Linked DNA regions of Homo sapiens: region 1 is linked to region 2. Evidence: chromatin loops called from intact Hi-C (ENCODE). Cell type or tissue: PC-3. All regions are shown on one strand.

Region 1 (8,000 bases), 92 kb before region 2:
GCTAAAAAGCCTGTCTGTAAACTATGCCATTTAACCAAGGGGTTAGACTCTAAACTTGGAAGTTCAATGGTCAAAATGCTTTTACTTATGAAGAAAGATAGTATTTTATTTTCTAAGCATTAAAAATACTCCAAGACTTTTGATTTAATTATCCTTTCTTTTTTTTATCCTCATATATATGGATATACATGTATAAAATGCATTATTTTAAATATGAACATAAGATATTTAATTATCATGTCATTAATGACATAGAGTGCATGTATTTTTCACCAGGTTTTGATAATAATCAAGTTTATCATTCATTGCATACTGACATTTTAGTCAAGCTCGATCACATAGCTGAGATAACTGATCTAAGCGTGAAATAAAACAGACAAAAAGCAAGTATAAAGTGCAGCACAGTAGACTATCCAATAACCATAGGTTTGAATTCACTTAAAAATATAATTAATTAAAAACAATATTAAAAACAATAACTTAAAAATAGGCAGACATAGGCGTTACATACACATATAACCATTATACTACATAGCTCCTTTCACCTTCCCAGAAATTTAGGAAGGAGATGGAGGATATAGGCAAAAAGAGAAGATAGCGGAGGGAATGAAGGGGGTGGAAGGTGAGTAGGCAGCAGAGGCCAGGGGAGGAAAAAGGAGAAGGAACAAAGAAAGAGAAATACAGAAAATGGGGCGGAATAGCGAGGCAGCAGAATGAGAATAATTCAATGTCTTGCTGATTTTTCCTTCCATGCCTTTGTGCTTGATACTTTGTGTCTAATAAAAAAAAATGTTTGGTGTGTTGTAAATATTTTTTCTCAAGGGAGCAAAGTTTCTTCTTCCATTTAACTCTTGGTCAAGTAAGTGGTGGCGGGATGATTTTTCATACTGACGCCTTCTCCCAAAATGTAATAGATTTTTACAGAGAAGACAGCACATCAGCTTCCAGGATGTTACAATTACACACGGATGATCTTTTCTATGTGTTCTGTGTTTTTGGCATTAATCGGACCTCTAGCCCAATGGTGACATGAGCTTGATGATCTTCGTATTAGACAGATACCATGACATATGCACTCTTTTTATATTATTAATGAACATAGGCAAAGAAATGTGCAGCACAGGCCTAATAAGATAGAGAGAATTTCCATTTCTATTGTTATCTTTTACATTTATTTGGCTTGGCTTTTATTTTAAGGGATAGAATTGCTTTATAGGAAAAAAAAAAGCAGTAGGCAAACTATAAGGATCATTAAGTCTCAGGGTTAGCTCAACCCTTAACTAACTTAAAGAATTTGAGTATTCCTCAGTGAACAATTTGTTTTTAATATATAAAATCCTTATTTTTTCTGCTCAATAAACTATAAAACAACAACAGAAATGCTGTTCATTATTACTATTTTTGCATTAATGTTGCCAACGCTGTATCATAATTTATTACCATTTTTAAGTTTCACAGTACCAATTAATTCCCTTTCTTCTGTCCTCATATATCCCATTTAAGGGATTTTCTTTTTTGCAATGCATTTCTTCCCTGAGATCTCGTTCCAAGCCTGTAGCTGTGCTTGCGTGGGCAATGAGCTGAACTTCACATCTTGGTGAGCCAGTAGAGTTAAACTAACCTATTTACAATAACAACCATGTGTTGCTATGAGATGTGCCTTGAGAAGACTGAAAATCATTATCTTTGTCATGTGAGCAGAAGGTATAAATAAGGTGACCAGAAAGGTTTTATTTGTGTTAGCAACAGACGCAGAAGAGCAAAACAGCTATTCTAATAATATTGCCCATATGCTGGTGCAAACAAAAGAAAAATCTAGCAGTCCCAGGCTAAGTGAATTAGTGCTCCTCAGTGATGCCATTGCCCAAGGCAGGGTTTTGTTCTTCCTCTCTGATGTCTTTTCAGTGCCAAATGGCTTGTCAGTTCCCACTAATGAAGAGCCAGTCTGCCTAGACTCCGAGTTGGACAGTTATAGGGGATATCACATTATTCACAAGTTCTTAATGTGATATCCCCTACAACCCTGGATGCTCTGTTGGGTCCTAACAATGCCAATAGGAGGTTCTGTGTTGCTTTCCACTTTAGTTTTCAGAATCGCTGCTCTTGTCTGCTATCATTTCTAGCTAGAATTTTGTCATCCTCCTTTATCATTTGCTCCCTTGTCTCCAAATACAAAATGGAGAAGATTGACCACACATGAGATATACAAGTAGTTATACGTAGGTGACGACTGAGGGAAAAAGGTCTGCACTTTAATTTACAATCCCATGAGATATGTACATTTTTTCTAGTACAATTCATGGGTCTGGTGAACAAGTTTCTCTTTTCCTTACCTGGCCACCAACTTATTCACATAAACATTAAAAAGAGTCTTTAAAGAAAGTAGAAATTCTCTTCTGGGGAATGTGAAGGCATAAGGGGAGGAAATACTAATGCTTGCCTTGATATTAGTAATATAACATGGCTTGCTTGCCCATGTATCTAAACATCAGGATTTTTGAAAAAGCTTTTTTACTCTGACTTGTTTCTCCTTGGCTCCAGTAACCTCAGCAGATTTGTAGCACTGTGGATAAGATTCTGATAGTCCACATTTACCCACACATAAATCAAATACTTTTTTGAGACTCATTTTACATACAGTATGTTATAGTAAATCCTGTGAAGAGTACAAAGATGTGTTAGTGCATTTACCAGATAGATCAGAGTCTAAGAAAAGAGCTTAACACCTATAAGTAAACAACTTTTATACACGTTTTATTCTCTTTCATGGAGCGCAACATTAGAATCTATTGAAGTCAAGCTAGAAATCTCAGCATCATTCACAACTTTTCTCCCTTGTGCATCACACATTAGTTATAAGAGCTTGCATAGTTTATTTCTCAATTTTTCTTAATGTTTCCCTTCTTTTCACTGCCAATGCTCATAAATGTAATATTTATGTACCAATGTTCATAAACTTAAACTTTCTTGGTTGATCTAGTGCAACTAATTCTTTGTTTAATATTCTGAAAGTCTATGGAGCTATTGAAAGATTTAGAGCCAAGGGAATATGTATGACTGGTCTTAAAAAAAAAACAGTGTTATTAACTTAGGATCTGGATCATGAATGCACAGATTTGCTAGAAGGGTAAAGATAATTTTAATCGCATGGATAAAGAGAAAAAAGAGAGAAGAGGTTAAATCAGAAATTATTCACAAAGAGGAATCCTTAGAAACTTAGTTTATTACCTTTATTAGGGCCATAGGACATGTGCGTCAAAATATAAATCCTCTACAAATTAGCATAATATTCACTGAATTCAGATAATTTCACTAGGTGTTTGTGATGGACACAGAGGCGTGTCACCCAGATTCTCATTTGACACCTGAATGATAATTGACATAGACATACTACGGAGTTGAAAGAGCCCTTGTTTTGGAATCAGAACCTGTGGCATGAGAGATGTCACAGTGAGGAATGTCAAGTGGAAGCCTATAAAATTCTCCTTTCTACACCTGGTCAGGTACCAAACCAAAAACACCATATCCAAGGAGAGGACTCATGGGCAATAGCAGATGATTTAGCTAGCTGGTCAAGGGCTGGGAACAGAGAAAGATTGGGAAACCCAGGAAAAAATAACTGAAGTAGAAGTATATTGCTAGACCTACTGGAGGAGGGGCTAAAGATGAATATTTTTTGTGTCATATGCTAGCTCCTACAAGAGATTTACCATCACAATAAAGGCACTAAATCACAAGCACACAAAATGATTTGGCTAGTTGATGTCAGCCAGCATCTCTCATTGGCCACCCCAGTGCTGGCACGATAAGCACATCAAAAGATGGCCACAGTGGTAAAGATGAACCAAGGTTGATAGAGCTACTGCCACCACTGAACACCTAACCTACCAACAACAAACAGTGCTGAACCCTCAACAATATGCCACCATTCCTTGAGGAAACCAACTTGCATCATTATTCACTAGTGCACAGGCCGGCTATTTGTTTTGATAGAAATATTTTTGTTTGATAGAAATATTTGTTTGATAGAAATAGATAAATATTTGGGGTATGAGTTTTTCTTTCCTGCTAATAGGATCCAAACTACCACCACTACCCAAGGGCTTGTAACATGTTTGATCTACTAGTATGCCTTCCCACATAACATCACAAATCTAGAAGCCCACTTTATAGCAAAGACTATGTGGGTGGGGGTCCGTGGCCATGAGATTCATGGATCATATCACATATCAGACTATCCAGAACCTACTGGTCTCACCACATTCTGGAACAGCCTCCTGAAGGCATAGGTGAAACATCAGCTCAGATATAATTCTTTTTGGGGATGATGTCTACATACTCTAAGATGCAGTATACATTTGAGTCACAGAACTTTGCATGGTGCTTTGCATCCAGAATACAGGGGTCCAGTAACAGAGAGGTAGAAACAGGAGTGGTCACACTTATTCTCACTTACAATTACCCACTTGGGGAATTTGTGCTTCTCATCCCAAATATAGCCTCTCCAGAGTAAAGAGTTCATGGTCCTTACTAAGAGGGGACATTTCATCCAGAAGACACAGAAACAGCCCTATGCATCTGTAAGTTATGGCTGTTCTCCAGGTATTTTAGGCAGGTAGCAGCAGGTGAAAAGCGCTAGAATGTTGGACAGTAATTAAGATTGACCACTGGAGGGAGATAGGGATGCTATTACATGCTGGAGGCAAGGAGGACTATGTTTGGTCTCACACTGGGCATCTCTTGTTACTAACTTGCCCTTTTGTGATATTAAATGGACAAATGCAGCAATCACAGTCTGAGAAGCCATGGTGACCATGGGCTCAGACCCTCTTAAGGATATTGTGTAAAGACATGACAACGGGTAAGCCACTGAGACCAGCAACGGTGTTCCCTGAAATAAGGGAAATCTAGAATGGATGGTGAAGGAGGTAGCCTGTGACAACTGGTTGTGGCCCCAAAGTTAGCTCCAGTAGACCGGGCTGTAGCATCAGAAGCCTAGTGGAGTTCTCCCCATATATGTAACTAGATCCAAGCAGTGCACGTGTAGACTCTGATAAACATGAAGATGTACCACTTTGATCCCTTTTGAGAAAGGTCGTGCTGCCAGCTGCAGGGAATGTGGCCAGCAGACAGCCTGCCGCTGTCAGCCACTTCAAGGACTGCCTCATCTGAAGCATCAGCTTACCCAAGGACAGGTCTTTCCTAAGAAGGCCCACATTCAATGACTGATTGAGGTAGTTGTGATCCAATCTTTCCCAACACTCTAGGGGCCGCGCTAACTCCAGAGCTCCAGAGAGGAGGCTGGTATTAGGCCTGTGCTGCTACTTGACTTGTCTTCATGCCCCTGCATGCCATTTCAGGGTATGGCTCCAAGAAAACTCAAAACTTGAAAGTGGTGATAAACATTTTTTAAAAAATTCTTTCAAATGATTTGGTAACTATACTGAAAAAAGGTAAACAAGTTACAAATTCCTTCAGCGGTGAGAGCCTGTTCTATTCACCTCTAAATCTTCAGTGCCTGCTGTGGTAGCTGATAAATAGCATTAAATTGCAATGAACTGAATCATACTGAATTAGAATGCTGAAATGTTATAAAATATTTAATGTTTTACAAAAGTTACTTTTAAAAGTAGCTAATAAATAGCATTAAATTGCAATGAACTGAATCATACTGAATTAGAATGCTGAAGTGATATAAAATATGTAGTGTTTTACAAAGTTACTTTTATATTAGAAATCCTTGGCCAGGCACGGTGGCTCACGCCTGTAATCCCAGCACTTTGGGAGGCCGAGGCGGGAGGATCACGAAGTCAGGAGATCGAGACCATCCTGACTAACATGGTGAAACCCCGTCTTTACTATAAATACAAAAAATTAGCCGGGCATGGTGGTGGGCGCCTGTAGTCCCAGCTACTAGGGAGGCTGAGGCAGGAGAATGGCGTGAACCCAGGAGGCAGAGCTTGCAGTGAGCCAAGATTGCTCCACTGCACTCCAGCCTGAGTGACAGAGTGAGATTCCGTCTCAAAAAAAAAAAAAAAGAAATCCTTACCTGTTCCTGTTTACTTATTTGTTTATAGAGTGTAACATGTATGATAACTAACACTATCATCTCACTAAGTTTTTACACTCTTGCTGTTGAGGGAATCCTGGTCCCACTTCTCATCTGCCATGAGGGAATATTCATGAAAGTTAAATTTATGACCACCCTTTTTACCTTCTCACCCAACTTGGGAGGTTGGAAGAAGTAACTGCCTGTGAGTTTGGCACCTTCTTTATTTTGGAGCAAACTACCAACAGCAGGCACACATTTTTGCCTGTCTTATAACACATCTGTTTCTGTGGGCTGTTGAATTGAGGGCAACGTGGGCAATTATTCCAATCTGAGAAAAGATGAGAAAGTTTTAGGAAGTCAATTTTGCTTTTAACCCAAGCAAAAAAGAGCTCTATCAATGATTGTTGAAAACCAGCTCTGTCAATCACAAAATATTTTAATGCCTATCAAATGAAATTTTATGTACAAACATCTCAGGTAGGGAGAGGGGTATGATTCAGCTCCAAATTCTGTCTTACCCTCCAATGATTATTTCTTTCCCTATTTGTAAGAATCTGCTTCCCACTGGCACCCATCTCATCTCCCAACACTCTTTATCAACTCATCCTCATAATCCCTTGTGGCAGAATCTGTTGGAGTATTGACTCATGATCAGTGTGTAAAACTTTAGGGCTGGAGACTGTAAACAGAAGCAGGAAACATTATCCTCTCTTACCCCTTGTGATTGTTCTCACCTATAACCTTCAGGCTAGGCAACTACTGCTCTGTTAGGGTGAGGAAGGTCCCTGTGATGACAGTAAGTCCTCTCAAGTACTGATATTTCATTCTAAGACTTACACTGAAAAATGTTTATTTAGCATAAAGAAGATGATAAGCCACTTAAAATAATGAAGATTTTATTTTCTTATTATTTTACTTCACTTTTCTTGGGGAAGAGTAAAACTTCTGCCTCATAATTCTCTGTCTTGTCTAGCAAAATTAGTATCTTTAAAAAAATATTTCACTAGCATATTAAATTAATTTCCCATAGACCAAGTTTCTTTGCAGCTCCCCCAGATTGCAAGTATCATGTAGAAAAAATAAGTGATTTGCATAAATTACTGATTAAATCCAAGCTCTGTGGATAACTCTGTGGTAACTTCAAGTTTTAAAATATATTTTTGAGTCTGTAGTGATATGGTCCTGAAATGCAGTCTTCATAAGTTCTTTTTAAACATAAATGATTTTTTCCTATATCACTGAAGCTTTCCTTCACATTTGTTTTTTTTTTAAGGACAAATCTAAAATGTCTGAGCTTAGAAAAAATCTTTTAAAAGTCTGAGCTTAGAGGTTTACCATAATTAGAGAGAATGGTGCGATTCAATTTTATATTTGTTGTATTTATTATCATTTGTTTTAATGATAAAATAGAAATATGTATGTATATTTCACTGCTGTTTAGCATAACAGAACATGTATTTTTCCATTTTTAAAAGGCCATTTTTTCTTCTCTCTCTCCCGAACATTCATCTGTATCCAAATAAACAGGCCAATCGCCTGGTGTGTATTTTTTCATTTTCATATAATCACAATAAAAAATACAGAGTGCTTTCGTATTGTTTTTACAAGTCAACTTATATATGTTGATCTTTGACCAGCTTTCTCACTTAACAACGCATTAAAAATCTTCAAGTCAGAACATAGGCATCAACCATCCTTATATTATTGCTTTGTGATTTTTAAATGAATATAGTTTATTTCTGAGAGCAATTTCAGAATTACAGAAAAATTGAGCTGAAACTACAGGAACTTCCTACAAATCTCCTGACAAACACAGCCATACAACCCTATTATTTACATATTGCATTAGTTTAGTGGTACTAAACTAAACTATAGACTTCAGCTAATAATAATATACCAACATTGGCTCATTAATTATAAAAAATGTGCCATACAAATGCATCAAAAC
Region 2 (8,000 bases):
GACATTCTGGAAAAAAACAAAACCATGGAGGTGGGAAAAAAGATCTGTGGTTGCTAAAGATTAGGAGAAGGAAGGCATAAATCAACAGGGTGCAAGGATTTTTAGGGCAGTGAAGCTCTTCTGTGTGGTACTACAATGGTGGATGCCTGTTATTATATGTTTGTCAAAACCCATAGCATGTGCAATAGCAAGAGGGAACTCTCATGTAAACACTAGGCTTTGAGTGATAATGATGTGAGAGTGTACAGTCACAGAGTAAGACAAATCTACCACTCTGGTGCAGGGTGTTGATATTCCGCGAGGCTGCGTATGGGGTGGGGTGAAGGACAGAGTGTATATGAGAACTCTCTGTACTTCCTGCTCAGTTTTCCTGTGAATCTAAAACAGCTGTAAAAATAAAGCCCACTTATAAAGACAGACGTGGAGAATTTATTCAAATTAATTTACAAGCACATTAAGAAATAGTTCCACAGTTTAGACTAGCAGTTACAAAGAAATCTTTAAATGGAAACTCCTTTATTTAGGGTGTGGCCATAGGAACAAATGCATTATTTTTTTAAAATAAAAAAGTATACTTTATGTAACCAGTTAATTGGCAACCCACTCTCTAGAAATGGGCCTGACAAGCTCAACGTGGAGGATGTATCAAGTAATGTGTTCCGTTGGCAAAATTATAGGTTCATTTACCAAAGGTTAACAACTATATTACAATGCCAAAAGTTTTGTTTCAATTAAAATAGTTGAATATTATTAATTCCATAAGTTGTCCACAAGTAAAAATGATGTTTAACTGCCAGTGTTGCCTTTACTGAAAGGAAGATAACTCTCAAAGATAATTCTCAAATTTTGGTGCCTGACACTGGTTAAAATTGGCACGAAGATTTTGACATAAATATTTTTTACCTTTTCTGGCTTGTTTCTAATCCTGATTTGTCATTTTTCTTAGTGGCTTATCATTTAATATTTGTCAGAGTTCAGTGGGTGTTATTTCTCTGTCTCTTTCTTATTGTTAATTCTTACATTCCACATATAACTTCAAATAGCTCATTCTCATAAAATAATTTTCTGATGTAAATATTCTGGCAGAGAATAAATTAGTATATGGGAATTCGGTAGTCATTTTTCTACAACAACCAACTTATAGTCTTCCATTTTATTACCTCTTTTATCCAAATTTAAATAAATTTTGCTGAACAAAACATTTAGAATTAGATTCAATAAATCAAATCATTATAATATTTTGTCATTGTTGACTTTAGAAGAGTCCAGGGCATGGAGAAAAAGCAAGGAACTTTGTGTGATAAAAGTAACAAACTTGAAACTTCTTAAATATTAAATAATTTATATTTATATTTTTAATAATTTGGGCAATTATTTGGGAAAATTAAGTCAGATTTTTTACCTCATGCTATTAAAAAAGGTGACGTAAGTATTTGTATGTGTGACTGGATGAATAATATCTCTAAATATACCCAGGTTCTAATCTTTGGAACCTGAGAATGTTACTGTATATTGCAAAAGGGACTTCACAAGGTGATTAAGTTAAAGAGTTTGAGATGGGGAGATTATCCTGGAATACCTAGGGATGTCCTATATGCAATCACAAGTGTTCTTATAAGAGGGACGCAGAGGAAGATTTGACTACAGAAGAGATGGAGCTGTGACAATGGAAGGAAAAGACCAGAGTGTTGTGAGGAAAGGATCACAGGCTAAGGAAGCACGCAGCCTCCAGGAGCTGGAAAAGGCATGGAAACAACTTCTCCCCTGAACCTCCAGAAGGAACCAGCCTTGCCTACCTGCCCACACCTTCAGCCCAGTGAAACTGATTTCATGCCTCCTGCCTCCAGAATTGTGTTGTTTTAAACCACCCAGTTTGTGGTAATTTGTTTCAGCAGCCATAGGTAACTAAAACCATATGCAAAAAGAAAGATATGTAGTTTTTTCTGTGTGTGTATATTTATATATAATTGTATATGTATACATACACACACACCAAATACATATGGTATGCACATTGAAGCAGTTGAGAGACATAACTGATGTCTATGGCCCACTTCAAAATGCATAAAAGTGATTGATGTGATGGATAAAGGGATGGAAAGATGTACAGATACATTTAAAAAGTCAGTATAGTATAATATTACTGTAGAATCTAGATGGTGGGGATATAGATTTATACTGTAAAATTTCTTCATGTTTTCTATGTTTGAACCATTTTCTAATACAATATTGGAGAAGAACATAGATGAAACTGGAGGTTACCATGAGATAGGAAGCAATCTTTTATCTCATGACAACAAGGGAAAAAGCTGAAAATAAAAAGATTATTGAATCTGCCGAGTCAAAATGAAAAGCTTTTGGGTCAAAAATTTTTAAAAATTAACAAAGTTCATAGAAAAACAATGTACTGGGAAATATTTGCAACATGTGTGTGAAAAGACGTGTATCCATAATATGATAAATAAAGATCGTCATTGGAGGTGTTTAAAGATCTGATAGGCTGGTGCAGTGGCTCATGCCCATAATCCCAGCACTTTGGGAAGCCAAGGCAGGTGGATCATTTGAGGTCAGAAGTTTGAGACCAGCCTGACCAACATGGTGAAACCCCCATTTCTACTAAAAATACAAAAATTAGCCAGGCAGTAGTGGCGTGCACCTGTAATCCCAGCTACTAAGGAGGCTGAGGCAGGAGAATTGCCTGAGCCTGGGAGGCAGAGGTTGTGGTGAGCCGACATTGCACCACTGCATCCAGTCTGGGCAACAGAGTGAGACCCTGTCTCAAAAAAAAAAAAAAATGCTGAATACATAAAGCTATTATGGTTAGGATTCAGGTAACATTCTGTAGCAGTAGTTAAATTTTGTAGTCAACTATTTGTCTATCTCAACTACATTATTATTTTTATTATGTCATGAAAATTATATACAAAGGGCGTGGAAGAAGAAACTCAATCAGAGGTTGTGAGAAAGTTGTCCCTTATTGGTAAGATGATGCTAGTTAGTAACATAGATGGTACCCTGGACATTTCACCAGCAGAACATGTGCATTTAGTGCTAACTCAGAGCCAGGGGTACATCTAAAATGACCTAGCTGGCTGGGCACGGTGGCTCACGCCTGTAATACCAGCACTTTGGGAGGCCAATGCAGGTGGATCACGAGGTCAGGAGTTCAAGACCAGCCTGGCCAAGATGGTGAAACCCCATCTCTACTAAAAAAAAAAAAAAAAAAAAAAAAAAAAAAAAAGGCCAGGCACGGTGTCTCACGCCTGTAATCCCAGGACTTTGGGAGGCCCAGGAGGGCGGATCACGAGGTCAGGAGATCAAGACCATCCTGGTTAACACAGTGAAACCCCGTCTCTACTGAAAATACAAACATTAGCCGGGCTTGGTGGCGGGCGCCTGTAGCCCCAGCTACTCGGGAGGCTGAGGCAGGAGAACTGCGTGAACCCGGGAAGCGGAGCTTGCAGTGAGCCGAGATCGCGCGGCTGCATTCCAGCCTGGGCGACAGAGAGAGACTCCATCTCAAAAAAAAAAAAAAAATAGCCAGGTGTGGTGGCAGGCGCCTGTAATCCCAGCTACTCGGGAGGTTGAGGCAGAGAACAGCTTGAACCCAGGAGGCGAAGGTTGCAGCGAGCCAAGATTGCGCCACTGCATTCCAGCCTGGGCAACAGAGCCCAGACTCCATCTCAAAAAAAAAACAAAAAATAAAAAATAAATGACCTAGTTGCAGCTTTTCCTTGACCTTTCTCCTAAGGCATAAAGCTATTTTCTAAGAAACTAGCACATCACTAATTAAATTAAACAATATAAAATGCTATTGAATTATTATTTACTGTAATATTGGCCATTTAACTATTATAAATAAATGACTTACCATGTGAAAAAGAATGAATGTTTTTATTATGGTGTATCCAATCAATGGAAGAGTAGGCAGCCAGTGCAAATTGTTTTCAGAGAATTTTTGGCGATCAGAAGAAATTTTCATAAAAGATGTTGTATAGCAGTATATAAAGTTGTCTACATGGTATGATCCCAATATTTTCACAAAATCTTTTAAGTAAAAATAAACAGAAAACATAAGGACTAGAAGGATATCAAATTGAAAGTAGTTTTTTTTCTGGATTGTGGGAAATAGCCTTTGTTATCATCTTTCCATTTATGCATGGGATTTTTTTTGCAATAAACATGAATAACATAATGAAACAACACTACACCATAAAAGGTATATTATGTATGGATGTATATAGATATAGCTTTAAGTGAAAGCAGCAAATGCAGTAGACAGTGTAATCAGATAAAATTGTGTCAGCAGTGGCTCCAATTCTAGCAAACTGAAGGAAAGTGGTCACGACCACTGAAGGAAAGTGAATACCACCGTGCCTGCTTCTCCACTGTGCAACCCTGGTTATACATTGGAATCAGGGCATTTTTAACCTAAATTCCTGGGCTGTGCCCTTGGAAATTCTGAGATTTTTCTGAGTGGGGATGAGGTAACTGTATTTTATTAAATTTCCCCCAACTGACTCTAATGACAGGAAGATTTAGATATTACACAGTTAAGCAATGGTTCTTAAATTGTATTATGTAGAAGAATCACTTGGTGCTTGTTCAAAAATACAAATTCTTGGACCTGCACCTCCACAAATTCTGATTCTTTCAGTTTGAGGTAAAGCCCAAGCAGAAATCTGTATTTTAAACACCCAACTTTTCTGATACAGATGTTCCATAAAAAACACTTTACATAAACTTGAGCAATTAATGTTATAACACATATAGGAAAGTTAACAGAAAGTACCTTCTGAGGGCAATTTTTATCATTACTCGAAATTCACACAGCCATGAGCATATACATTTGTATGTATATATACATATTTTTTTAAGTGTTTTACTTCCAAATTAATCTAATTCTCAGTTGCCATTTGTAGTTTACCTTTTAAATGCAAAAGTGTCACCTAGGGGTAAAAATAGGTAACTGCAAGATGATTTCAGTTTTTGCATTAAATTCTTTAATTTGTACATATTTCATCTCTAAAACTTTATTGCCCAAGCACTAGAGAGGCAAGACTGAGTCATGATTAAAAGCAAGAGTTCTGACGTCCTACTGACCTTTGACCCCTTGCTTTGTCACTTACTAGCTGTGTGCTTCTCAGAGCCACCATTCCTTTATCTGTAAGCAAGGTTATCAGTAGTGCTTACTCCACGGGGTTAAGTAACAGAATACAGCAAAGCGCTCAGCACAGCGTCTAGAATACACTACAAGCTCAGTAAGAGGTTGTCTTTTCTTGTACCAAAATCTACTCTCTAAATACGATTCATATTGAACTTGAGTAATGTGACTCCAGTAGCAAATATCATTCTTGATCATTGTGAGAATGCTGCTAGCATCGAAAATCTGAAATTAAAATTTTATCTGCAGTCACATTTATGTAAACTACTTAGCTTACTATGATTTCTAACTCTGACAAGTTCATTCAAAACTAGCAATCCGGGAGGGGCCAAAATGGCTGACTAGAAACAGCTGTGGTCAGAGTCTCCCACTGAAAACAAAAATGGCGAGTGAATCCTACACCAGCAACTTCTCTCATTGGGACTGACTAGACAGTTGGTGCAACCCATGGAGAGAGAGGAAAATCGGGGTGGACCAATGGCCCACCTGGGAGCCGCATGGCAAGAGGAGCTCCCACTGTAGCCAAGGCAGGTGGTGAGTGATTGTGCTACCTTGCCCAGGAAACCACGCATTTCCCACGGATCTGTGCAACCTGTTAATGAGGAGACCCCCATCGTAAGCCATGCCACCAGGGCCTTGGATCTCAAGCACAGAGCTGTGTAGATTCTTAGCAGCCACTCAGTTGGAGACTGCCTAAGACTACCAAGTTCCCGCGGGGAGGGGCGGGTGCCACCACTGCAGCTCCCATCTGCTGTTCGTCCCCTGCTGGTGCAGGGGAGACTTGGACCCAGGAGGAATTCCCCAGAGCGCAGCACAGTGGCTGTGGCAGATAATAGCCGGACTGCCTCTTTAGGCTGGACCCTGACCCATCCCTCCTCACTGGGTGAGGCCTTCCTGCAGGAATTTCAGCAACTCCAGCCAGGGGTTTATGGACAGAACTCTGATTTCCCTGGGATGGAGCCCCTGCGGGGGAGGGGCAGCCATGTTCTCCACAGGTCAGCAGACTTAGTCTTTCCCCTGCTGGCTTTGAGGAATCTGGGCCGTCTGGATTAGTGGGATTCCCCCCCAGCACAGCACACTCCCTCCACCAAGGGGCAATCAAAGTGCTTTGTTAAACGGGCCCCTGAACCCGTGCCTCCTGACTGGGCGAGACCTTCCCCCAAGAGGGGTCACCAGACACCAGATACAGTGGTCACCAGAAACCTATACAGAAGCGTTCCATTGGCATCAGCCTCTCTGGGAGGAGCTCCCAGAGTAAAGAGCAGGCAGCCATCTTTGCTGTTCAGCAGCCTCCATTGGTGATACTTCCAGTTGCAGGAGGGACCCAGATGAATTGAGTCTGGAGTGGATCCTAAGCAAATTGCACAGCCCTATGGGAGAGGGGTCTGACTATTAAAAAGACAAACAGAAAGCAACAACAACATCAACAAAAAAGACCCCACAAAAACCCCATCCCAAGGTCAGGAGCCTCAAAGATCGAAGCTAGATAAAGTCACAAAGATGAGAAAGAATCACTGAAAAAACATGGAAAACTCAAAAAGCCAGAGTGCATCTTCTCTTCCAAATGGTCACAACAACTCTCCAGCAAGGAAACAGAACCGAGCAGAGGATGAGATGGATGAGCTGAGAGAAGTAGGCTTCAGAACATGGATAAAAATGAACTTCAGTGAGCTAAAGGAGCATGATCTAACCCTGTGCAAAGAAGCTAAAAACTATGATAAAACATTACAGGAAGTGTTAATCAGAATTACCAGTTTAGAGAGGAACATAAATGACATGATAGAGCTAAAAAACACAACACGAGAACTTCACGATGCAACCACAAGTATCAATAGACCAAGTGGAGGAAAGAAGTACCAAATAGACCAAGTGGAGGAAGTACCAAATAGACCAAGTGGAGGAAAGAATTTCAGAGCTCGAAGACTATCTTGTTGAAATAAGACAAGCAGAGAAGATTAGAGAAAAAAGAATAAAAAGGAATGAACAAAACCTCCAAGAACTGTGAGATTATGTAAAAAGATTGACCCTATGACTGATTGGGGAACCTAAAGAGATGGGGAGAAAAGAACCAAGTTGGAAAACATATTTCAGGATATGATCCAGGAGAACTTCCCAACCTAACAAGGCAGGCCAACATTCAAATTCAGGAAATCCAGAGAACCCCAGTAAGATATGCCATGAGTAGATGAACCCCAAGACACATAATCTTCAGATATTTCAAGGTCAAAATGAAGGAAAAAATGTTAAGGGCAGCAGGGACAAAGGCGAAGTCACCTACAAAAGAAAGCCCATCAGTCTAACAACAGACCTATCAGTAGAAACCATACAAGCCAGAAGAGATTGGGGGCAAATATTCAACATTCTTAAAGAAAAGAATTTCCAACGCAGAATTCCAGCCAAACTAAGTGAAAGAGAAATAAAATCCTTTTTAGACAAGCAAATGCTGAGGGAATTCATGACCACCAGGTCTGCCTTGCAAGAGCTCCTGAGGGAAGTACTAAATAAGGAAAGGAAAAACCGTTACCAGTCACTACAAAAACACACTGAAGTACAAAGACCAATGATGCTATGAAGCAACTATATCAACAAGTCTGCAAAATAACCAGCTAGCATCATAATAGGATCAAATTCACACATAACGATATTAACCTTAAATGTAAATGGGCTAAACACCCCAATTAAAAGACACAGAACGGCAAGCTGGATAAAAAAACAAGACCCACCAGTGTGCTGAATTCAAGATACTCATCTCACATGAAAGGACACACGTAGGCTCAAAATAAAGGGATGGAGGAAAATTTACCAAGCAAATGGAAAACAGAAAAAAGCAGGGGTT

Evidence for each region. A loop is a pair of places that touch in the nucleus more often than their neighbours do. Peaks named below come from ENCODE experiments on the same cell type or tissue, not always from the same donor. Only the 100,000 strongest peaks of a DNase experiment are listed, where the experiment ranks them.
Region 1: a loop joins it to region 2, with 7 times the contacts of the local background. A loop is called at or near these places in 12 of 110 quality-filtered maps.

The regions. Positions count from the first base shown.
Region 1 is chr5:39,688,865-39,696,864 of GRCh38, reverse strand. No RefSeq gene overlaps it. Among named protein-coding and RNA genes, the nearest start is that of LINC02104, 170 kb to the right of the region's middle. In PC-3, CTCF peaks have their summits at 4,456 and 4,674 (motif pointing right); a DNase peak (open chromatin) is centred at 4,684.
Region 2 is chr5:39,596,977-39,604,976 of GRCh38, reverse strand. No RefSeq gene overlaps it. Among named protein-coding and RNA genes, the nearest start is that of LINC02104, 81 kb to the right of the region's middle. In PC-3, a CTCF peak has its summit at 4,948; a DNase peak (open chromatin) is centred at 5,026; H3K27ac peaks cover 487 bases.